Regions from separate parts of the Homo sapiens genome. Here region 1 is linked to region 2. The links are chromatin loops, found by intact Hi-C in ENCODE. Cell type or tissue: HCT116. All regions are shown on one strand. Links, peaks and the distances in the headings refer to the core of each region. The heading gives the core; the rest is flanking DNA. Region 1 has its middle 410 kb from the start of PSAT1. Region 2 overlaps LOC107987083 (a long non-coding RNA gene).

Region 1 (11,765 bases), core at 1,316-9,315, 270 kb before region 2:
TCCCTGTACCCTGCTCCTTGTTTATCTTCCTCCCCCACCACAGACCCTACTGAACCATAGAGAAAACAGAAAGGCACATTTCAGACAAAAATCTCTCTTGCACATGACAAATTTATCTTAGTTTCCTTGTTCCTACAGCCTTCTATACGTAGATCTGTAGTTCTAGACTATGGTGGCTGAAATTATTCTGCCTATTTCTATCACCTAATTCTATGCACAAAGATCATTTGCACAGTAGAGCCGCTGTCATATAAGTCTACCCCGCTAATGCACTAGCAGGATTCAAAGTGGTGTATCAGACTCAGCAGCTTTCAAAGATTATTTTTAATGCACTGTAGCAAAGTAAGTGTCGATGGTGCTTTTGACCTTAATTATTTGTGATAACTAGCTTAATAGAACCACATGGTTCTCAGAGCTGAAAAAGCGTATTTCCACAAACCTCCATCAAGTAATAATTATTGATGATTCCAATCTCTTTCAATAAATATTTCAGAGCATCACAGAGTCATGGTGTCAGCAGCAGACATGCTCAAAATGTCCTCCCGGATATGGGCTATTATTTTTTTAGTTGCACAAAACAGAGCTTTTATCCTCCTCCTCAGTGGACTGATTTATTTATCTTGCAAGCCTGTGCTTAAAAATTATAATGTCTAAGAAATTATCACTCCATGTCTTCTTCCAAACAACTAAAACCACTCTTGCCCTCCATTGTGCTTCATTTATGTCAAATGATACCTGTCTACCACCTTCAAAAGCACTATCTCTAGGCCCCGGGGAATAGTTGTATTTGAATAATCCTTGATCTAAACCTGGTATAGACTAAAACTTCTTAAGATTAGTCTGGATAAGCATAAATGAACTCCAAAATACAGCCAGCCCATTGTTATATAACTCATGATCTCAGTTTGGCCTGTCATTAGGTTTCTAAATCACCATGTACAATTCACAATAAAATATTTGTCATGTTACTTACAGACAAAAACTGACATCCCTTTTCCTTTAAAATAACAATACCTAGTTTATCTAAAACTTGTGACTATCCTCTGACTTTTTAGTGATGAAAATAAACACAACAGAATTCAAAATATAAACTGTCAGTACAGGTCAAAGGCTCAGGCCAATTATATTTTACCTCTGAAAGATCTGGATGGGTTACACCCTTCAGTTCAGCTCTGCCATGCTTCAGTAAATGGTGGGCACTCAGTAATTCTCACTGACCTCATGTGCATTAAGAATTAAAAGCTTCAGCTAAGGTTTGGCAGAATATTAAGAATGGAAGCCAAGTTAAAAAAGCAGACACACAGAATCACATAGATCCTACCTCCAATTTGTCTCTCACAATTCCTCATTTCACTTCTATGTGCCTGATTCAGACATTATCTCTGGCCTGGCAATAGCTCTTGCTTTCAAGCAGCTTCTAGAACTGTAAACCAAGGCAAGGGCCATCTATGAAACAAATAAATATATACAGGATCAGATTGACATCAGACTTCTCATCAGCAACTCTGAACATTACAAGATAAAGATGTATTCAAAGTTCTACAAGATTCTTAACCTAAAATTCTACAGCCATACAAAATATCAATCAAGCCTGAGGATAAAATATACATATGTTTAGATATGCACAGCTTCAGAACATTGGTAACCCAAGTGCCATTTGTGAGGAGAATTTTGAGTATGTATTCCAGATAAGAAAATGAAGTTGAAACCAAAAAATGGAAGACATGGGATACCAAAAAAAAAGCTAACCCAGGAGGGCAAGATGCACTGATATTGTTCCTAACAATTCTTTGAACAGTAAGTGAATCAAGGCAGTGACCAGCCCCGGTTACAGCAGAAAGCTGAAGTGATCCTGAAAGGTTTTCTTTGGAAAGAAGTATACTTAGTGCAATAGATGAGCCTGAGTAATTTTAAGAATATGGTAAAAATTCATTTTTAACTTGACAACAATGGCAATAAAATAAATTACATAAGACAATAAATTGATTGATGAAGTCAATTAAAAAAACAAACAAACAGGAACTCTTCCTCCATCATGGTATTTTTTGGAGCCTCCAAAAAAAAAAAAAAAAAAAGAGGAAAGAAAGAAACAGGAGTAGCTACTTTTGAATGAGTCATTCTAAAATATTTTAAAAATGTAACAAAAGTGAACCCATTTGAGTTGGACATTAGGAATTTTCTTCCTCCAATTGTAAAAACATTGTAACACTGGATGTAAAAAGAAGAAAATGAATGCAATGCCTTTAATTGAATTTGTGGTAAACGGTATGTACATGGCCACAGAAACAAATGGTATTTATTGGTCTTTAGTCTTCACTTCAGTAAAAGCTAAAGACAAAGCACATAACAATTACAGTTTCAGAAAGGGAGAGAACTGTTTCACTGTGACTATGTAAAATTAAAGAAGAGTCACCAGAAATTAGGTAGTAGCAGGGCAAGAGAGGAAATAGGAGGAAGAGTAAGAATAGAAGCATAATCATGAGATGTATAAAAGTAACCACAAAGGGAACTAAAAATAGCAGAGTATAAAAGTGGTTGCCTTTGGGGAGTGAAACTGAGGTTGAAGAAGAATAAGCAGAAAAAATATGCTTTCCATTTCAAACTCCTCTTCACTTGGGAAAAGTAAATTAATATACATTATGTATTTCCTTTAAGATGATATAAGTAAAATATATTAACACAGACAAAAGAAACAGGAGTCCTTAAGTGAACAACGCATAGCACGATCAGAACTATTGGTTTCTAAGGGCACACATATGCTTGGGGAAAAACCTCAAAGGACAGATACAAAATCATTCATGGTTCTTACATTTAGAAAGTTAATTACTGGTGATTTTCGTTTTCTTCTTTACAACCTCCTTACATAGTACCTAATTCCTTTTTTGCAATGATCACATATCTTAAACACACAAAAAAGGTTTTACTATTGCAAATCAAATTTTAAAATGTGGCCAGAATCCTATAATTAGCCAATTATAAAATATCCATACACTTGCTTCTAAATTTTGTATATATTTTTAAATATTTTAAATATTAAGTGGGATTATGAATATATATTCTCTATAAAATGGGATCATACAGAACATGTCACAATTTTTTCAAGCTATTTACCATCCATTTATTTACAACATGTTCATGCCTCCATTATATCACTATTGCACAAACTGGCAGGCACATTCACTTGTCCAATATGTCTGTTTTCCCCCGAGTATAAGATCCTGAAGCTAAGAACTATGATTTAATAATTCCGTACCCCTAATCTTTTACCCAGGAAAGGCATGTAATACATACGTTGATCAACCTGACAATAAGTTTGACGTACTTCCCTCCTGTGCATGCAGTTACCAAACATTCCCTTTCAGAAATATTAATGTTCGTGCACACAACAAAAGTAGCAGGGCGGCCGGGCGCGGTAGCTCACGCCTGTAAGTAATCCCCACACTTTGGGAGGCTGAGACAGGCGGATCACGAGGCCAGGAGTTCGAGACCAGCCTGGCCAACATGGTGAAACCCCGTCTCTACTAAAAATACAAAAATTAGCTGGGCGTAGGGGTGGGTGACTGTGATCCCAGCTACTCATGAAACTGAGACAGGAGAATCGCTTGAACCAAGGAGGCAGAGGTTGCAGTGAGCCGAGATTATGCCATTGCACACCAGCCTGGGCAACAGGAGTGAAACTCCATGTCAAAAAAAAAAAAAAAAAGTAGCAGGGTGACTATGCCAATATGATGGCTTCCACATGGAGTTCTCAACAGCATAACTACTGATATTTTGACCTGGGTAATGCTTTATGGTAGTGGCTGCCCTCTGCGTGGTAGCAGGTTTAGCAGCATCCCCAGCATTGGGGCAGTAACATCATTCTCCCAGTTATAACAACTGAAATTGCAAGTTGTCTTCTGGAGGCCAAATTCACCCTGCTTGAGAACTACTAACATAGAGACTGTGTACATCATTCTTGAGCAGCCTCATCAGAGTTCACCTTCAAACCTTTCACTGGGTGAGGTATCCCCTTGCTTAGTCTAGATGTCACCTGGGTGGGATATCTGACCCATCCTTTACCTACTGTAGTCTTTTTTACGTGCAGCCACACTAACAGTTGTGGTTCTCTTTTGAACTATCCAGGAACAGTAGAAAATTGGAATGAGGGTGATCCTCATCTTTTTCATTAAAGATATGACATCAGCATTCCTTCTGCACTGCTACTGTACAATATTTCAGTAAAAATTTAGCCTTCAGAAATTCTAGGCAAGAAAGTGCCATCTCTATGTCTGTAGGCATCCCCAAAACTCCAGGGTATACATTTCAAAGTCTCCCAAGAACTCTTTTCCATGCACTGCTCCATACATTACACAGCTCAGCAAGGATTCAGGGAAGGAATGAGATGTCTTCTCCTCCTGCCTCTCTAAAAGTATATCCCAATCAGTATGAATGACTCTCAAAGCCCCTCTCTTGGCTTTAGGGTAAAAATTCACTCCTCTATTCTTCATGATGGGGAAAGAAAACAATCACTTTTCATCTTTGTATTAGTCTGTTTTCATGCTGCTGATAGAGACATACCCAAGACTAGGAAGAAAAAGAGGTTTAATTGGACCTACAGTTCCACATGGCTGGGGAGGCCTCAGAATCATGGCAGGAAGCAAAAGGCACTTTTTTTTTTTTTTTTTTTTTTTGGGAGACAGAGTCTCGCTCTGTTGCCCAGGCTGGAGTGCAGTGGTGCGATCTCGGCTCACTGCAAGCTCCGCCGCCTGGGTTCACGCCATTCTCCTGCCTCAGCCTCCCGAGTAGCTGGGACTACAGGCGCCTGCCACCACACCCAGCTTATTTTTTAGTATTTTTAGTAGAGACGGGGTTTCACTGTGTTGGCCAGGATGGTCTCGATCTCCTGACATTGTGATCTGCCCACCTTGGCCTCCCAAAGTGCTGGGATTACAGGTGTCAGCCACCATGCCCAGACAAAAGGCATTTCTTACATGGTGGCAGCAAGAGAAAATGAGGAGGATGCAAAAGCAGAAACCCCTAATAAAACCATCAGATCTCATGAGACTTACTCACTATCAGGAGAACAGTGTGGGGGAAACGGACCCCATAATTCAAATTATCTCCCACTGGGTCCCTCCTGCAACATGTGGGAATTATGGGAGTAAAACGCAAGATGAGATTTGGGTTGGGACACAGCCAAACCATATCATTTTGCCCCTGGCCCCTCCAAATCTCATGTCCTCACATTTCAAAACCAATCATGCCTTCCCAGCTGTCCCCCAAAGTCTTAACTCATTTCAGCATTAACCCAAAAGTCCACAGTCCAAAGTCTCATCTGAGACAAGGCAAGTCTCTTCCACCTATGAGCCTGTAAAATCAAAAGTAAGCTAGTTACTTCCTGGATGCAATGGAGGTACAGGTAAATATAGCCATTCCAAATTGGAGAAATTGGCCACAACAAAGGGGTTACAGGGCCCATGCAAGTCTGAAATCCAGTGGGGCAAATTCTAAAGCTCCAAAATGATCTCCTTTGACTCCATGTCTCACATCCAAGTCACACTGATGCAAGAGGTGGGTTCCCATAGTCTTGGGCAGCTCCACCCTGTGGTTTTGCAGGGTACAGCCCCCCTCCCAACTGCTTTCACAGGCTGGCGTTGAGTGTCCATGGCTTTTCCAGGCACACGGTGCAAGCTTGTCGGCAGATCTACCATTCTGGGTTCTGGAGGATGGTGGCCCTCTTCTCACAGCTCCACTAGGTGGTGCCCTAGCAGGGACTCTGTGTGGTGGCTCCAATCCCACATTTCCCTTCCGTACTACCCTGGCAGAGGTTCCCCATGAGGCCCCCACCCTTGCAACAAACTATTGCCTGGGCATCCAGGTGTTTCCATACATCTCCTGAAATACAGGTGGAGGTTCCCAAACCTCAATTCTTGACTTCTGCGCACCCCTAGGCTCAACTTCATGTGCAAGCTGCCAAGGTTTGGGGCTTGCATCCTCTGAAACCATGGGACAAGCTGTACCTTGGCCCCTTTTAGTAACAGCTACAGTGGCTGGGATGCAGGGCATCAAGTCCCTAGGCTGCACACAGCATGGGGACCTTGGGCCTTGCCTGCAAAACCATTTTCTCCTCCTAGGTTTTTGGGTCTGTGATGGGAAGGGCTGCCATGAAGACCTCTGACATGCCCTGGAGACATTTTCCCCATTGTCTTGGGGATTAACATGGGGCTCCTGTTACTTATACAAATTTCTGCAGCTGGCTTGAATTTCTCCTCAAAAAATGGGTTTTTCTTTTCTACTGCATCATTACGCTGCAAATTTTCTGAACTTTTATGCTGTTTCCCTTTTAAAACAAAATGCTTTTAACAGCACCCAAGTCACATTTTGGATGCTTTGCTGTTTAGAAATTTCTTCTGCCAGATACCCTAAATCATCTCTCTCAAATTCAAAGTTCCACAAATCTCTAGGGCAGGGGCAAAATGCACCAGCCTCTTTGCTAAAGCCTTATAAGAGTCATCTTTGCTCCAGTTTCCAACAAGTTCCTCATTTCCATCTGACACCACCTCAGCCTGGACCTTATTGTTCATATCACTATCAGCATTTTGGTCAAAGACATTCAACAAGTCTCTAGGAAGTTCGAAACTTTCTCACATTTTCCCGTCTTCTCAGCCCTCCAAACTGTTCCAATCTCTGCCTGATACCCAGTTCCAAAGTCGCTTCCACATTTTCGGGTATCTTTTCAGCGCCCCACTCTACTGGTACCAGTTTACCTTATTGGCCTGTTTTCACACTGCTGATAAAGACATACTGGAGTCTGGGAAGAAAAAGATTTAATTGGACTTACAGTTCCACATGGCAAGGGAGGCCTCAGAATCATGGTGGGAGGTGAAAGAAACTTCTTACGTGGTGACAGCAAGAGAAAAATGAGGATACAAAAGCGGAAACCCCTGATAAAACCATCAGATCTCTTGAGACTTATTCACTACCATGAGAACAGTATGGGGGAAACCTCTGCCATGATTCAAAGTATCTCCCACCGGGTCCCTCCCACAACAGGAGGGAATTATGGGAGCACAATTCAAGATGAGATTTGGGTGGGGACACAGAGCCAAACCATATAAAGCTTGAATATAATACTTCTTAGAAGACTGCCAATCTCAGTAGTTATCTCCCTTTCCCAGTAATTATGGGCCAAATGGTATCCTTAAAAAATTTATATATTAAAGTTTGAATGTGATTGCATGCAGAGAAAGGGTCTTTAAACAGGTAAGTTAAAATCACATCATTAAAGTAGACATCGTAGAGTGGATCTTAACCCAGTAAGACTTGTGTCCTTATAATAAGAGGAGATTAGAATACAGACAAATACAGAGGGAAGTTCATGTGTTCAAGCTAAGTCAAAGGGAGGTGGCAACCTACAATTCAAGGAGAAAAACCTCAGAGGAAACCCAAACTGCTGATACCTCAAACTCAAACTTGCGACCTTTAGAACCATGAGAAAATAACTTCTATTGTATAAGCCACACAGTCTGTGGTACTTTGTTACAGCAGTTCTAGCAAACTAATACACACCAGTCTTGGGGTGGGGGAATGGTTGAATGAGAAGGGCAGGTTGTGTCTCTGCTTATTAAGCCCTAGAGAGGTATCTAGCCTCGGTTTTTTGTCGCTTCATTTAAATAAGGAACACTTGGACCTTCTTCAACTCTGAGATCTTATCACCAATTCTGGAGCAATAGAAAAAGAAAATTCCGACTTATTGTCATGTTATATATGCGTCTAGTGGGATTTTAACAGCATCCAAAAGGAAAGCCAAATTTTCAGCAATGCAAAGAGAAAAATGGCTCCTTTGTTGTCCATTGCTGCTATACATCTCATAAACACCACTTAAGGCAATAGCACCTTGCCTATATGAACCTGGGTGAAGGTTCTATGATGCAGTGACATGTCTGCTCAGTGATTTCATGGACGATATACCATAAACATGGCTGACTTGTGAAATTATCTCTTTGCATTGCTGGCTAGAAAATTGTTTTCAAACACTGGTCAAGGTCTGGATGGCATCCTTCTAAGTAGACATAAATCACTACCTTGAGTGCTCTGAACAATACTGAGACAGGAAATGATCTTGGCAGTCACTTAACCCAATCCTTCATCTGATGTTTCAGTGACTTCTTTCTGCCTATGGCCATGTTAGGTTATACATAAAGCAGAATGCTTGATAAATATAACCAGACTAGGATTCCATATACAGAAGTCCTATCCAGAGAGTGAATGAAGCCTTATGCATTTTCACACCTAAAACATTGTTTCTAAAGCTGGTCATCAAGATTCTTGGTTGAATAAGAAAACATTATCTACATTTATACTCTACTCCCTCAACACTTTACCATTCTACACCCACTGTAAGACTGGGGTCCACTAGTGAGTAGCATTTAGAGTAAAAAGAAGACACCACAAGAATTTGATAGTCTATTCGTAACCTAAGAAAAGCAGTTTGTTGAATATCTGACCTTGGGCAAGTCCATTAACCACTTTTGACTTTTTGTTTCTTCATCTTAAAACAAGAGGATAAAGAGTAAAGTAAAAAAAAAAAGTAAATAGCCATGAATGTTGCTTTCAGTTGTTAAATTCCCCAAATCTCACAATATGTGGTGTGTGTGTGTGTGTGTGTGTGTGTATTTTTTTTTCCCAAAACCCTTCATCCTATACTATTCTGCTCATCTAATTTTGCCTACATCCTTCTGCTAAACTTCTTCTAGCTATATTACCTAAGTATCTATACCCACAAGCCTTTCCACCCTGGGTGATGTTATCTCTGTGAAGCATCCTCGAAACTACAACTAACTTTCATAAAGACTGGAAAGAAATGCTAAAGGGGTGAGGCAGTGTGTTATTTTTCTATCACTATCATAGCAAATTAATCCACAGAGTGACTAAAAACACAAATTCATTATCTCACAGTTCTGTAGGTCAGAAGTTGAGGTTGGCTCAACTGGTCTCTCTGACCTAGGTTTCACATCTTCAGATGTGAAAATCTAGAGGTTGGCCTTATCAGGAGGCTCTGGAAAGAATTTGCTTTCCAGCTCATTCAGATTGTTGGAAGTTTCCTGTTTCTTGTGATTCTAGGATTAGGGTCCTATCAGCTGGAGTCATCCTTAGCTCCTAGAGAGCTCTCTACAGTTCTTGCACCCTGATCCCTGTATCTCAAAGCCAACAGCAGCTGGTTGAATCCTTCTCATGCTTGAAAACTCTGACTTCAACTTCTGCTGAATCTCCTGTTTCCAGCCAGAGAAAGTTCTCCGCTTTTCAAGGTTCATGTTAGAATGAGTCCATGGGGATAATCCAAGATAGTCCCTTCTCTCAAAGTCCTTAATTACAACTGCAAAGTCCTTGAGACTCAATCTATTCACAGGTTCCAAGCATTAAGACATGGACATTTTGCAGGCAGGGGGCATTATTCTGCCCACCCGGGGTGATGAGAGGAGAAAAGGAACTGGTGGTACAGAAACAATTTTCTCTGTAGTGCTGGTCTGTCCAGGGGCTTTTCTTTTCTCTAATTCAACCAGACACTTATAACAGTAACTCACATTTAATGTACATAATTTTACATGTGCAGCACTTTATTCATGTAGGCAAACCTTATTTTATTGTGCTTTGCTTTATTGAGCTTTACAGATATTGCATTTTTTACAAATTGAAGGGTTGTGGCAACCCTGCATCAAGTAAATGTATCTGTGCCATTTTTCCAACAGCATGTGCTCACTTCACATCTCTGTGTCACATTTTTTAGCAATAAAGTATTCTTTAATTAAGGTATGTACTTTTTAAAGACATACTGCTATTGTACACTTAACAGACTATACTATAGTGTAAATGTAACTTTTATATGCACTGGAAAACCAAAAAACTCATGTGACTCACTTTATTGTGATTCTTTATTGCAGTGGTCTGGAACTGAACTCACAGTATCTCCAACGTATGCCTGTATTTAAATGCATTCCTATTTTTAATCCCCACAAAATCAAATGCAGCAAATCTATTGTTTTCCCCATTTTATATTTGAGGCAGCTGAGGCTCACAACCTTCTCCACACAACAAGTAAATACCTTCTCCACATAACAAGTAAAAGAGTCAAGATTTCAACCCAGTTTCTGTGACTTCAGAGCCCACACTCTCAACATTGTATGTCAGAGAAGTCAGAGGTTCTCAGAGATCCCGTGACTTCGCCAAGATGGTTAATGAAAGTGTTGGAAAATAAATCAGATCTACACTAGCCTTGGCACAACCTGCTCCTCCATCTCACACGTGCTTCATGCCCTTCCGTCAGGTTGCTCCTGTCACACACTGTTATTTTTTGTTTTGTTTTTTTGTTGTTGTTGTTGTTGTTTTTAGACAGAGTCTCGCTCTGTCACCCAGGCTAGAGTGCAGTGGCGTGATCTCAGCTCACTGCAACCTTCACCTCCTGGGTTCAAGCAATTTTCCTGTCTCAACCTCCTAAGTAGCTGGGATTATAGGCACCCACCATCACACCTGGCTAATTTTTGTATTTTTAGCAGAGACAGGGTTTCATCATATTAGTCAGGCTGGTCTTGAACTACTGACCTCAGGTGATTCATCTACCTCGGCCTCCCAAAGTGCTGTGATTACAGGCATGAGCCACCATGCCCGGCCACACATTTGTTCTTATGTCACTAATTTTTATTACCCTATTCTCCCCATGACTGAAAGTACAGCTTCTTTTGTGGTCATAGTTTTGGGAATAGTGAGACATTTAAAAAATACTCTAAATGGGCTGGGTGCATTGGCTTATGCCTATAATCCCAGCACTTTGGGAGGCCAAGGTGGGCGGATCACTTGAGGTCAGGAGTTCGAGATCAGCCTGGCCAACATGGTGAAACCCTGTCGCTACTAAAGATACAAAAATTAGCTGGGTGTGGTGACACACACCTGTAGTCCCAGCTACTTGGGATGGTGAGACAGGAGAATCGCTTGAACCCAGGAGGCGGAGGTTGCAGTGAGCCGAGATCGCACCATTGCACTTTAGCCTGGGCATCACAGGGAGATTCTGTCTCAAAAAAAAAAAATTACTCTAAATGTCACACATAATGCTAAAATATAAACTTGATAGAACTAGTTTTTGGAGCTTGGACTCCAGTAATTACCTTCCAGCATAGTAGGCAGAAAAGATAGTAGCTACTCTGACCAAAAGGAAATGGAAGGATAGCACACCACCAAGATTTTGTACAAATGACAAGAGCTTATAATATTTGCTCTTGTTTCATTTGTACACACTTGCTCAAGCTTATAAACAGGGAAGTGGTCCTAAAACTGTTGTGGCCCACTGTACAATTGATCACACACACTACTGAGGATGTATTCATGTCCCTAGGGCTGAATATTCATTTGAACATAATATAGAGAGTAATTAATAAGCTCTTTCCCTAACTCATTGGTAAGGCATTTTGAAATTTTACTGAAGTTTCTTTCAAGGGTGGATGTTGACATCCTGGCCAATGCTGTGAAGAGCACTATTTTTAAACACATTCAGCAAATCAGGAAGTTGTTGGGTAAGCCTCATTTATTCCATATTATTAAGGAATTGGGCATTGGTATAAATTAATTGTTCATGATTATTCCTACGTAGCCAATCAGTTAATGATAATTTTTACATACACGTTCTCATTTAATCACCAAAGCAGCCCATACTAGATGAGTGTTTTAATACCCAATATGCACATGACACACTATGGCCTAGAAAACATAAGTAGCTTATCCAAAATTAGACAACT
Region 2 (11,765 bases), core at 2,549-10,548:
GAAGCAATGGCTCAGTCCAAAGACCAGAGTATACCTTTGTTTCCAGCAACTCTCCTTTCCTCTTTCTGATACCACATGTGCCTTGCCAGGGTGACTTTCACAGCCAGCCACATGTCACGCTGCCCCTAGAGCACATGGCTTACACTGAAGAGCCTCAATGATTTGCACACAGGCTCTGTACTACAAGCTGTGTAGCCTTGGGCAAATCGCTTAATCTTTCTGTGCCTTGGTTTTCACATCTGTAAAGAGGAGGCTTAAATTAGTTAAACCTAAAGTATTGCTACTAATGCAGTCATTGCTGTAGCGTCAGCCATTGCTATCACCTGCATCTAAACACTCTTCCACATTAACATTTTTCATGCCACCCCTCTGTAGCCTTCCTGAGACAATGATAATGAACTTACTATTTATTGAGCAACTATTATATACTGGTAGATTAACATATTTCATCATTATATATGAATTTAATCCCAACCAGAGCCCTAGAAAGTAGACATGTGACCGGGCGCAGTGGCTCACGCCTATAATCCTAGCACTTTGGGAGGCCGAGGCGGGTGGATCATGAGGTCAGAAGTTGAAGGCCAGCCTGGCCAAGATGGTGAAACTGTCTCTAATAAAAATACAAAAACTTCGCCAGGCGTGGTGGCAGGTGCCCGTAATCCCAGCTACTCAGGAGGCTGAGGCAGGAGAATCACTTGAACTCGGGTGGCAAAGGTTGCAGTAAGCCGAGATCACACCCCTGCACTCCAGCCTGGGTGACAGAGTGAGACTCCATCTCAAAAAAAGAAAAAAAAAAAAAGAAAAGACAGAAAATGGACATATGTGTGCCCATCTTACGGATAAGGAAATGGGTTAAGAATCTTACCCAGATGCATAGCTAGAAAACTGATTCAGGACTCTGAAGAGCTTGTGTCCTCTCACTAGACTGTGCTGCTTCTCCCCTTCCCTGCCTGAGCCAAACAGAGCAAGAGGAGAGGTGGTGGTGAGAGAGAATAGACCTCCTTAATTGATGAATCCTTCTACAAAAATAAAGACGGGGGGAAGGGGAGGCAGGAGAGATGAGGAGGAGGATACTGCATTTCCAACTCTTTGAAAGGTGACTGTTTCTTACCTCTTTATTCCCTGAGGATTGGTAGCTTTGCTGTTTCACACAAGGAGGGGACAAACATATCCCCCATGAACATTTGTCTAAAGTTCATCTCAGCCCTCTCCACACTGCAGCCCCACAGCACGTTCTGAGAGAACCTCAGAGAACCTTCTTCCCTTCGCCAGCTTTCCTCCCCACTGGAGACAACACTCATCTGCATTTAACGTCCATCCCTGAGAGCTTCAAAACAAAGCAGCCCAACCAACTGAAACATCTTTGAAAGGTCCCAGAGGATGTGTGTGCTGCAGGCTTGGCGGAGACTCCGGCAGCCTGACGCATGGGCTTGTGGGCCAGGCCTGAATTCTAGTCCTGTCACTGACTCACTGGGGCAAAACTTCAACTCCTTCCAACTCTAAATGGCAAGTTCCAGACTAACCTCTTCCCTGATTAGATGTTCCAAACCTACCTCGTTAAGCTCTGGAAAATCCCAGTAAAATGGAGCACAACGTTGTCACTGTGAGATAGTGCTCTTGCCTTCACTTTATTCCTTTGAGTCAAATCGACTAATGTTAACGTAGGAGAGAAATGGTTTGTTGGTCTCAAATAACCAAATAATTCGGTAAATGTCACTGAGACACAGAAAATACAACAATCAAGTTTTGACGGATTCGCTGCGTGTATCAACACAAAGCAAAGCTCCCGTCCTGAAAGCAGCATAAGAAGAAAAACAATGTAAAGAAAGAGGAGATTCTGTGCCAAAATGAAATGAGAAGGTGTACACGACAATGCATGAAAGCCATCCAGCATACACAGTCACCTGATGCCTGGCGATGATAGGGCCGCTATGGTGCTAGCAATATCCTCAGACTTTAATTACCACTCTCCTTAAGTTATGAAGTTAAGCACATCCTCTCTCAGACGGGGAAAGACCTCTGTGGGACACCTACTCCATATCAGGCCCTGTGACAGGTGCTTACATACTTTGTCACAGATTCCTCACTCCCAGCCTCTAGAGAAAAGTACCCCTGTCCTTAGTTTTCAGAATGAGAATCTCAGGTTTGTAGAGGTCACCATGACTACAAAGCCACTCAGCCAGAGGCAGATTTGAAGTTCAGGTCTCCAGTTCCAAACACAAATATAGCAGACCCTGATTCCAACTGTGTCTGGAATTGGTGGGTTCTTGGTCTCACTGACTTCAAGAATGAAGCCGGGGACCCTCACAGTGAATGAGTGTTACAGTTCTTAAAGATGGCGTGTCTGGAGTTTGTTCCTTCTGATGTTCGGACATGTTCAGCGTTTTTTTTCTTCTGATGGATTTGTGGTCTCCCTGGCTTCAGGAATGAAGCTGCAGACCTTCGCGGTGAGTGTTACAGCTCTTCAGGCAGCGCGTCTGGAGTTCTCCGTTCCTCCCGTCCGGAGTTGTTCATTCCTCCCGGTGGGTTCGTGGTGTCGCTGGCCTCAGGAGTGAAGCTGCAGACCTTCATGGTGAGTGTTACAACTCATAAAGACAGTGCGGACCCAAAGAGTGAGCAGCAGCAACATTTATTGCAAACAGCAAAACAACTAAGCTTCCACACGGTGGAAGGTAACCCGAGCAGGTTGCCAGTGCTGCTTCAGGCAGCCTGCTTTTATTCCCTTATCTGGTCCCACCCACATCCTGCTGATTGGTCCATTTTACAGAGAGCTGATCGGTCTGTTTTACAGAGAGCTGATTGGTCCGTTTTGACAGGGTGCTGAGTGGTGCGTTTACAGTCCCTGAGCTAGACACAAAAGTTCTCCAAGTCCCCACCAGATTAGCTAGATACGGAATGCTGATTGGTGCATTTACAAACCTTGAGCTAGACACAGAGTGCTGATTGGTGTATTTACAATCCCTTAGCTAGACATAAAGGTTCTCCAAGTCCCCACTAGACTCAGGAGCTCTGCTGGCTTCATCTAGTGGATCTGGCATCGGGGTGCCGACAGAGCTGCCCGCCAGTCCCACGCCATGCACCCGCACTCCTCAGCCCTTGGGCAGTCAATGGGACTGGGTGCCACAGAGCAGGCGGTGGCGCTCCTCGGGGAGGCTCAGGCTGCGCAGGAGCCCACGTTGGGGGTGGGGAGGCTAGGGCATGGGGGCTGCAGGTCCCAAGCCCTGCCCCGCGGGGAGGCAGCTGAGGGCTGGCGAGAATTTGAGCGCAGCACCAGTGGGCCGGCACTGCTGGGGAACCCGGCGCACTCTCGCAGCTGCTGGCCCAGGTGCTAAGCCTCTCACTGCCCCGGGGCGGTGGCGCCGGCCGGCCAGCCGCTCCCAGTGCGGGGCCCACAGAGCCCACACCCACTCGGAACTCGCGCTGGCCTGCTAGCACCGCGCGCAGCCCCGGTTCCCGCCCGCACCTCTCCCTCCACACCTTCCCGCAACCAGAGGGAGCTGGCTCCCGGCCTCGACCAGCCCGGAGAGGGGCCCCCACAGCGCAGTGGCGGGCTGAAGGGCTCCTCGAGCATGGCCAGAGCGGACGCCGAGGCCGAAGAGGTGCTGAGAGCGAACGAGGGCCGCCCCTCGTTGTCACCTCTCACAACCACGCTGTCTCGTAAAAGGGCTGATGTTACATGTGACAAAACAATTAGAAAACAATATAGGGTGTACTGGACATCAGTTATTTTTGCTGCTCAATATCCATTTACCACTCTTTTGATTAAATAGAAGCCAGTGCTCAGTGGGCATATTCTGGTGCTGATGTTTCTACTTTCCAGGCTCAAGAGGTAGAAAATTGTGATCCCACCTGGCCATTGGGACCCTGATCTCCACCAACCACAGGGCCAGCTTCAGGAACAGCTGGATCCACCTGCTCCAATGAAACAGGTCTGATCTTTGTGGCCTTGGCTCCCATTTCAGGCAGCTGTTCCCACAAAGTAGCAAAGATCATCACCAACAGTTGTAAGCACATAACCTACCAGTTTAGCAACCCCAACAGATTTCTTTTTAAATACTTCTTTCCCCAAAACTCCAATAAAAGTCCTGAGCTGAATATGAATTGACCACTTTTGGTCACGTCCCTTTCTTGGAACCAATGGCGTTGCCAGATAAAATACAGGATGCCTCTCTAAATTTGAATTTCAGATAAACAATACATTGTTTTTAATATAAGTATTCTCCATGCAAAAGACATTAATAATAGTAATAAACATAATAGTAGTAAAAAAAAATCATAGTTGCTTATCTGAAATTTAACTGAGTATTTTGGTTTGTTTTTGCTGTTGATGTTTTGCTAATTCTGGCAACTCTTAAGAGCCAATCAACACAGCCAAGAGAGGCGGAAGAGGGTACCTTTAGGCCAGAGCTGGGATACGCACCCACCCCACAGCAGGAAAGTAGGGTCACCTCATCTAAGCCACATGGGCTGATATGGGGAAAAGGATAGGTCCCCAAAAGAAAACCAGGTACTCCTCCAAGGAGAGGGGGGATGGATGTTTAGAAGCCAAGACAACAGATGTGCGCTAGAATTGAAGTGGGTCCCTCTAAGGAAGAAGAGCATATGTTTTTGGCGGAGGTGAGGGGCCTGTGGACCAGCTGAGTGGGGAAGAGACAGCCTGAGCCCACTCCTCCTCAACCTTCTTTGTGTTTTTACCCACACACATTTGCCAGATTGCTTGAAAAAGGCAACAGCTGTGGAAACTGACAGTTTACAGTTGTGATAAATCGCATTAGTAAAGTATTTCAATTAAAGTGATATCTAACTAAAAAACAAGAAGGCATCTCTGAACAAATAAATTAGTCCTTCAATTTGTGGAGCCTTTGTGTGGAAGATCTCAGCCCTTACCTACTCTCCTATTGTTCTGCTTTTCTCCAGGAGAGGGCCTGCCACAGGGTGTGGGGATGCTTCATTATTTCCATTGAGGAAGGGGCGAAGACTAAGGATGCATGCAAAAACACAAAATCTGTAACTAGGCATTTATTTCATTCCCTTTGGGTATTTCTTAAGCACTAAAATCCAAACTCAGTCTCAGATTTGCTGTAATTTCCCTCATTGTGTTTCAGGAGAGAAGGCATTCAAGAGTCTCCCTGTGGGGTCCGCCTGTCCGGCCCCATCAGCGGGGTGGCCAGGCCCCACAGGGCTGTGTTCTCTTTCCTAAGCCAATTCATCTACATCTGTAACACTTTAAAAGGAACTCAGGGGCATGTCTTCCCCAGCAGATGCTTTTTCCTCGGTTTAGGGTTTAGAAAGTCATTCTCCTGCACAAAATGAATGGCCCAGAGACTCACTGAGCCCCTTGTTCTCCTAGGGTCAGGGCCAGCATAACCCCCAGACCGCAGGGGCCCAGGGCCCTACAATGGGCTCCACGCCTTCACCTCCCTTCCCTTCCCACCCCTCCTGCCCACGAAATCACATCCCCCTCTCCAAATTCTCCACTTCAGCTTAATTTTCAGCAGATCCATTACCCTGCCAGTTAGTAATTCAGGACTAATTAGGTGATTGCTTTCATTTATGGTAGCAATTGGGAGGGGGGATGAAATGGCATTGCCCCTATTCTTGTTGGAAAAATAAATTACGCCCATTGTTACTGGAGATCTTATTTTTCCCCCAATCAAGCAAATTAGCAGCTTGGTTCATTTTCCCAGCATTCACTCCTGAGCAGACGGCAGCGCCCTGGAATGTGGCTTAGAGCTGTGTGGTCAGTGCAATTGTTTGGAGCTGTTTGTGCCAACAATGAGAGGACCCGGCTGTCTCCCAAAGGACGAGTGGCACTTGTCTTCCTTAACCCAAGGAGTTGTTGCGAGCGGCAGCCAGGCCGGGCTTCTCAGGAAGACGTACACCGCCATCTAGTGGACACCGGGGATAACTGCAACGTGTTCGTTCCCTGCGTTTTCTTCTGGTCAGTGAGGACAAGCAATTATGTTTCTAGTAAGTTACTAAAAATAGGGTGGATTCTTTCAATCTCCGGGAGCGAGGAAATGTTTGCCTCAATAGCTGTAATGAAAGTGCAATTCAAGGCTTGCATAACGTCTCTTTTCTGGGTAGCTCGCCTCGGTACTGATTTTCTGGTCCAAAACAGGACTGTTGGCATGGTCTGAGTGAGGTGGGGCAGTTCTCCCGCGCTCAAGTCTAAACAGAGGACTGAGAGTGTCAGTACCTCCAGGCAAGTGGCTCCTTTATCTCAGCAGCCTCTCCATCATCATCACCCGTGTCTCACCATAGCAAGCCTATTTCTGAAGTGCGTGAAATACAGGCGTTCAAAAGCTGGCTTGCTCACACCCAGGGGCACAGCCACTTCCCAATGGAAGTCAGAGCCCCCCCAAATCCTAATACTGGGTGCTGAGGGGGTGCTCATTCTCCACCCCCTAACAACATATGCTTTCATGTCTTTTTTCTTTCCACTCATTCTACTTACAGAAACAACACATTTGTCTCTCCCTGGTTTACAACGAGAACCATGATTTGCCTGGGGTTTGTGAACAGGAAGGATAGCAGTGGGGGAACAAATACATCGCAGTATGGGTGGGATTCGGTCAATAGTTCTCTACCACGGGCGATTTTGCCCCCCCCGCCTCCTCCCCGGAGACATTTGGAAATGTCTTGGTACATTTTAGGTTGTCACAACTTGGGAGGCCAATAAATATTGTCCAATGCCCGGGAAAGTCCCCCCACCGCAAAGAATTATTCAGCCCAAAATGTCAATCCTGCTGAGGTTGAGGAAGCCTGGTTTAGGGTAACAAAGATTGCCCTGCAGTAATGGGGTTATGATAACATTGATTGTCCTCAAATGAGCCACACTGCAGAGACTAGATAATTCATCCTCTCCCAAGTCAGTATTTACCACCTTTTTTCTTTTAGACTCTTCCATTTTAAACATAATTTAGCTGTCTTTTTTAATTTTTTTTGTGTGTGCCGCTGGGAAGAAAAAGGATTGAAAGGGGGGAGGGGAAGGCGACAGAAAAGGAGGATTAGAAGCATGACCTGTTTCTCCTGGAAGAGCTCGGCACATTCCTGTCTCAGATGTGCTTTGTGACCGAGCAGGGTACAATTAAAAGCACAATAATTTGCTTGTTATTCAAGTCAGGCATTAGTCCGGGTAATGGCGTGCTTGGTGGAGAGATGGATTTCCTTGTTAGGAGCTAAGCACAGGATTAGCTGAATTCTCCATGGAGAAATCTTGATTTGTTCAAGGTCTTTCATGTTTTCTACAGAGAAGGGATTATGTCTTCTTAAAGAGGTTCCTTGCTTAAAAAGCTACAAAGTATAAGAAAAGGATTTAGGGCAGAGGGGCCTGTGGTTAAGTAGCTGAGGGGTATAGGGAATTTTAGAGCAAAGGATTATTTAAAGCCATAAAGTTCAAAAAATAATTGGTTTAGCACTACTGGGTCAGCGCTGGCAAGTGCGCGGTAAAGGCAGTTAAGCATGAGCTAATATTCATTTTACTTTGACTAATTATTGCATGGGTCCAGGAGAGAGACGCGAAAGAAAACATGGCCCCTCCTTGGCAATCAGAGCGTGCCTTGTTTTTAGTTTCTTTGCCTTACAGGCACACTTATATGTTGGGATGCCCAGAATCCATGCATCACAAGGCCCTTATTACATAAAACACAGGAAAATTGTTCTCTCAAAATAGAACAGCACATGCCGTGCTATCCCAGTGACCAAGAATAAACCACTATTAGTGTTAACTCTATTGATTTCATCAGCCAGAGAGGACATGAAGTAAAACAATCCTGACTGCACCCAATGCCCCTGCCTAAGTCTAGGTGAGCAGTTCTCAGCCAGGGGCAACTCTGTTCCTCAGGGGACACTTGGCAATGTCTGGGGACATTTTTAGTTGTCACTACTGGGGAGGTGCTGCTGGCATCCAGGATGCAGAGGCCAGGGATGCTGCATAACATCCTACAATGCACAGAATAGCCCTCACCACAAAGAATTGTCTGGCCCAAAATGTCAACACTACTGAAATTGAGAAATCCCGGTCTAGACAGAGGTGATGTTTTACTTTTAGTTAGTTAAAGGATTTCAGAATTCTCCCTTCCCCACATCCATAACTGATGATTATCAGATGACCATAATTATTGTTGACTGCCACACTTTTCTTCCCCTTTTCAACACTGGGCCTTGTTACAATTCTGGAAATAAAGTGCTGTCAAGGGAAACCTGCCCTCGGTATGCCAGGGCCATCCAAGATTTGTGGTTGTGCCTCCCTACTCCTTCCACAATGGACACACACCCAAGAAGAATAAAGCTGCCTTCTCTGCAATTTCCCCAGATTCTGAATTTTGAAGACTTTTCTTCCCTTTTCTAAGATTACTGTTCCTCCCTGCATGACAAGTGTTCAGTTAAATCATTTGTCCTGCGGCTTTAAAGGAGTTAAGAGCCCACAGCTTCAAGATATCCATTTTCTCCCTGGTGACTGATGATTCTTATCCCGAGGGAGGTGAATGCCTGGGACAGGAGCTTCTACAAACCTAGTTAAAGCCAAAGGGCTGTGAATCAGGACCATTCCAAGGCATAGCCATCAACTCTCTGGGACATCCTCAAGGATGTACTTAACCTCCAGCTACAGGAGAAGATGGGGGAAGACAGAGGGTTTCAGAAGGGGAGTTAGAGGGCACCTGGAGAATTAAAGGTGGACACACTAAAACTAAACCCTACCCCTGTTGCCTTGCACAGATCAACACAGAACAGCCCCGGGTCCCACCGGCCAGCCCTTCTCTGCACCCTGTCTAAGCTCATCTCTCTGCCTTGCCCTCACTCCCATTCAGTACATTCTCAGTGCAGTCGTCACCATGATCCTGAAAATCTCAAGTCCTATCATGTCACTTCCAAACTCAAAACCCCTCAAATGCTCCCATCTTGCTCCAAGTAAAAGCAAAAACCCTTCTTTTCACTCTCTCCCTTCCTTCCTTCCTTCCTCAATCTTCCTCCCCACAACACACCCCTGCTTCTCCTGGCCTCATCTTCCATTCTTCACCTACCTCACAGTCTTCTCACTTATTCTACCCTTGCTTAGAATGTTTTTCCTCTCCATATCTTCTGGGGCTGATCCCTCAAATCTGCCCAGATGTCCCCTTCTCGTTGGAGGCACGCCATCTTCCTCCTTCATGCTTTATTTTTCCACCACACTTATCATCTTGTAATATGCTGAGAGCTTTAGTTATTTTATTTCTGAGACTTTACCCCACCCCACCCCTCACTCCCAGATTGCAAGGGCAGGATCTTCGTATACTTTGTTTTCACTAGTATAGCTAGGACTAACTATAGTGCCTGACCCCAGGGAGGCACTCAAATATTTGTTGAATAACTGAGCAAATGGACCAGGCTACTTTGTGTCAGAAGCTCTATCACGAAAGTTTCCATCCGCCTCAGTTCTGCTAGTGGACTGGGGAACAGCAAGCTAACCATGAATCCGCTCTAAAGTGTGAATGACAAAAACACTCACTGTGCCTCCTGGAGGCTTGTTTCTTTAATTGTAGCAAAATGCACAAAACATAAAATGTACATCTTAACCTTTTTTTTTTTTTTTTGAGACACAGTCTTGCTCTTTTGCCCAGGCTGGAGTGCAGTGGCGCGATCTCGGCTCACCGCAAGCTCCGCCTCCCGGGTTCACGCCATTCCCCTGCCTCAGCCTCCGGAGTAGCTGGGACTACAGGCACCCGCCACCACGCCTGGCTATTTTTTTTTTGTTTGTTTGTATTTTTAGTAGAGACGGGTTTCACCGTGTTAGCCAGGATGGTCTCAATCTCCTGACCTCGTAATCCACCCGCCTCGGCCTCCCAAAGTGCTGGGATTACAGGCGTGAGCCACCGCGCCCGGTCTTAACCATTTTTAAATGTACAGCTCAGTAGTGCTAAGTGCATTCACATTGTTGTGCGACCCATCTTCAGGACTTTTTCATCCTGCAAAACTGAACCGCCGTACCCACTGACCAATAACTCTTTATTCCCCATCCCACCTCCCCTGCCAACCGCCTTTCTACTTTCCAAAAAATTCTGCAGAAGTGCAGCTGAAGTCACATGGAAGGCTTTTAGGCATGTTCCCTGCCACCTTTGTGTTCTCCCTCTTCCTTCATGTAGCCTTCCCTTTTTTACCCCCTTCCTCCAATGACATGTCTGGGGTAGGGTAAACTAAGGAAGCCACTTCTCCCTAACTTCCTATGGTAACACAAATGACGCTTCCAGCATCAAGTACCCCCCAAATACTTGGAGAAATAGTTTGCCCAATTTGGAGAAAGAAGCATTATTAAATTCCTAACTGAAGAAAAATTCCATTTGAGCCATGCTAGGATTCAGGTTCAAATTTGCATAATCACAAAGCCCACGTTCATGGACACTCTAGCCTCTTGCTTTTTTATGATATAGAAATTCTGGGAAAGGAAGGTCATCTCTGTTGTTAATTAGAAAATCATGATACCTTTGGAGTCTCAATGTTATTTATGAGATGAAAATGGACAGGCACAGTGCATTTCCAACATTAGTCCTGAAAATATTTTCGATGCTACTTTACATGAAAATAACACATAGAACACATGAAAGCAGTGCAGCTGTGACTGAAATGAGGGCAAGAGGCCCCCAACCCTGCCTGCTTGCCAATTCCCTCTTGTACCTTGACTTCTGGCCCTGCAAAGAGGTCCCACAGGGGCCATCCCTAGACCTTGCAGGATTCAGCCCAGGATTGATCTGGATGACCCTGGGCTCCCTTCTAGCTCAGTAAGTTTTTGTTTGCACAACTGTCTTTTCTAGACTCTAATTTCTTAAGAGTTCTTGACAATAGAGCCAATCACAGATCTCCATTTCACCATGGGGCTAGCATTGCCAAGAGATCACCAACATTTGTTTCATGCCTGTCCTAAGAGATTAACTGATTAAATGAGCGTGATTTAGGGGGCAATACACCACACTGGTAGTCAGGAACTCCAACATTCTGCCATTAAATATTTGAATGACTTTCGGCAAAGAGATTTCACCTCTCCAGACCTTTAATTTCTCCTCCTCAAATAAGAGAGTTGGACTACATCAATGTTTCCTAAAGTATGGTGTTTGTACCACTATGGAAATTACACAAAAGGTGGAACAAAGATAAATGCTTTAATATTTTTCTACCAAACATAAAAATACATACATAAGTAGCCCATCATCAGCCCCATGATTTGTTGGATATTATTGCTACCGCAGGGCTAAAGTGGGTGGTACCATGATGATCACATCACACACAAGCAAGGCAAGACCCCGGTGCTTGCACATGCTGTGAAGGTTTCAAACCTGCAGAAATTGTCCCTTTTTCCCAAGCTGTCCAGAAGAATCAATGACACGGATGAAATGGATTGTCAGGGTGGATTTTTATATACTGAACTTTCATGTGCATTGCTGGAAAGACCTTAACAATGCATCAGACCATCACTTCTGATGAATTGTGAATGGACCCAGCGCAGTGGCTCACACCTGTAAACCCAGCACTTTGGGAGGCCAAGGCAGGTGGATCACAAGGTCAGGAGTTCAAGACCAGCCTGGCCAAGATGGTGAAACCCAGTCTCTACTAAAAATACAAAAAATTAGCTGGGCATGGTGGCGGGCACCTGTAATCCCAGCTGCTCGGGAGGCTGAGGCAGGGAATTGCTTGAACCCAGGAGGCGGAGGTTGCAGTGAGCAGAGATGGCACCACTGCACTCCAGCCTGGGTGACAGAGTGAGACTCCATCTCAGAAAAAAAAAAAAAAAA

The links. Hi-C counts contacts between places; a loop is a spot of excess contacts. Peaks named below come from ENCODE experiments on the same cell type or tissue, not always from the same donor. Only the 100,000 strongest peaks of a DNase experiment are listed, where the experiment ranks them.
Region 1: a loop joins it to region 2, with 2.4 times the contacts of the local background. A loop is called at or near these places in 4 of 110 quality-filtered maps.

The regions. Positions count from the first base shown.
Region 1 is chr9:78,698,290-78,710,054 of GRCh38, reverse strand. No RefSeq gene overlaps it. Among named protein-coding and RNA genes, the nearest start is that of PSAT1, 410 kb to the right of the region's middle. In HCT116, for the core only: a CTCF peak has its summit at 5,674; a DNase peak (open chromatin) is centred at 5,741.
Region 2 is chr9:78,433,775-78,445,539 of GRCh38, reverse strand. The region is part of intron 2 of LOC107987083 (a long non-coding RNA gene); the gene reads right to left. Among named protein-coding and RNA genes, the nearest start is that of PSAT1, 140 kb to the right of the region's middle. RefSeq lists an enhancer at 4,636-8,252. In HCT116, for the core only: CTCF peaks have their summits at 4,947 and 5,894 (motif pointing left); a DNase peak (open chromatin) is centred at 5,869; H3K27me3 peaks cover 927 bases.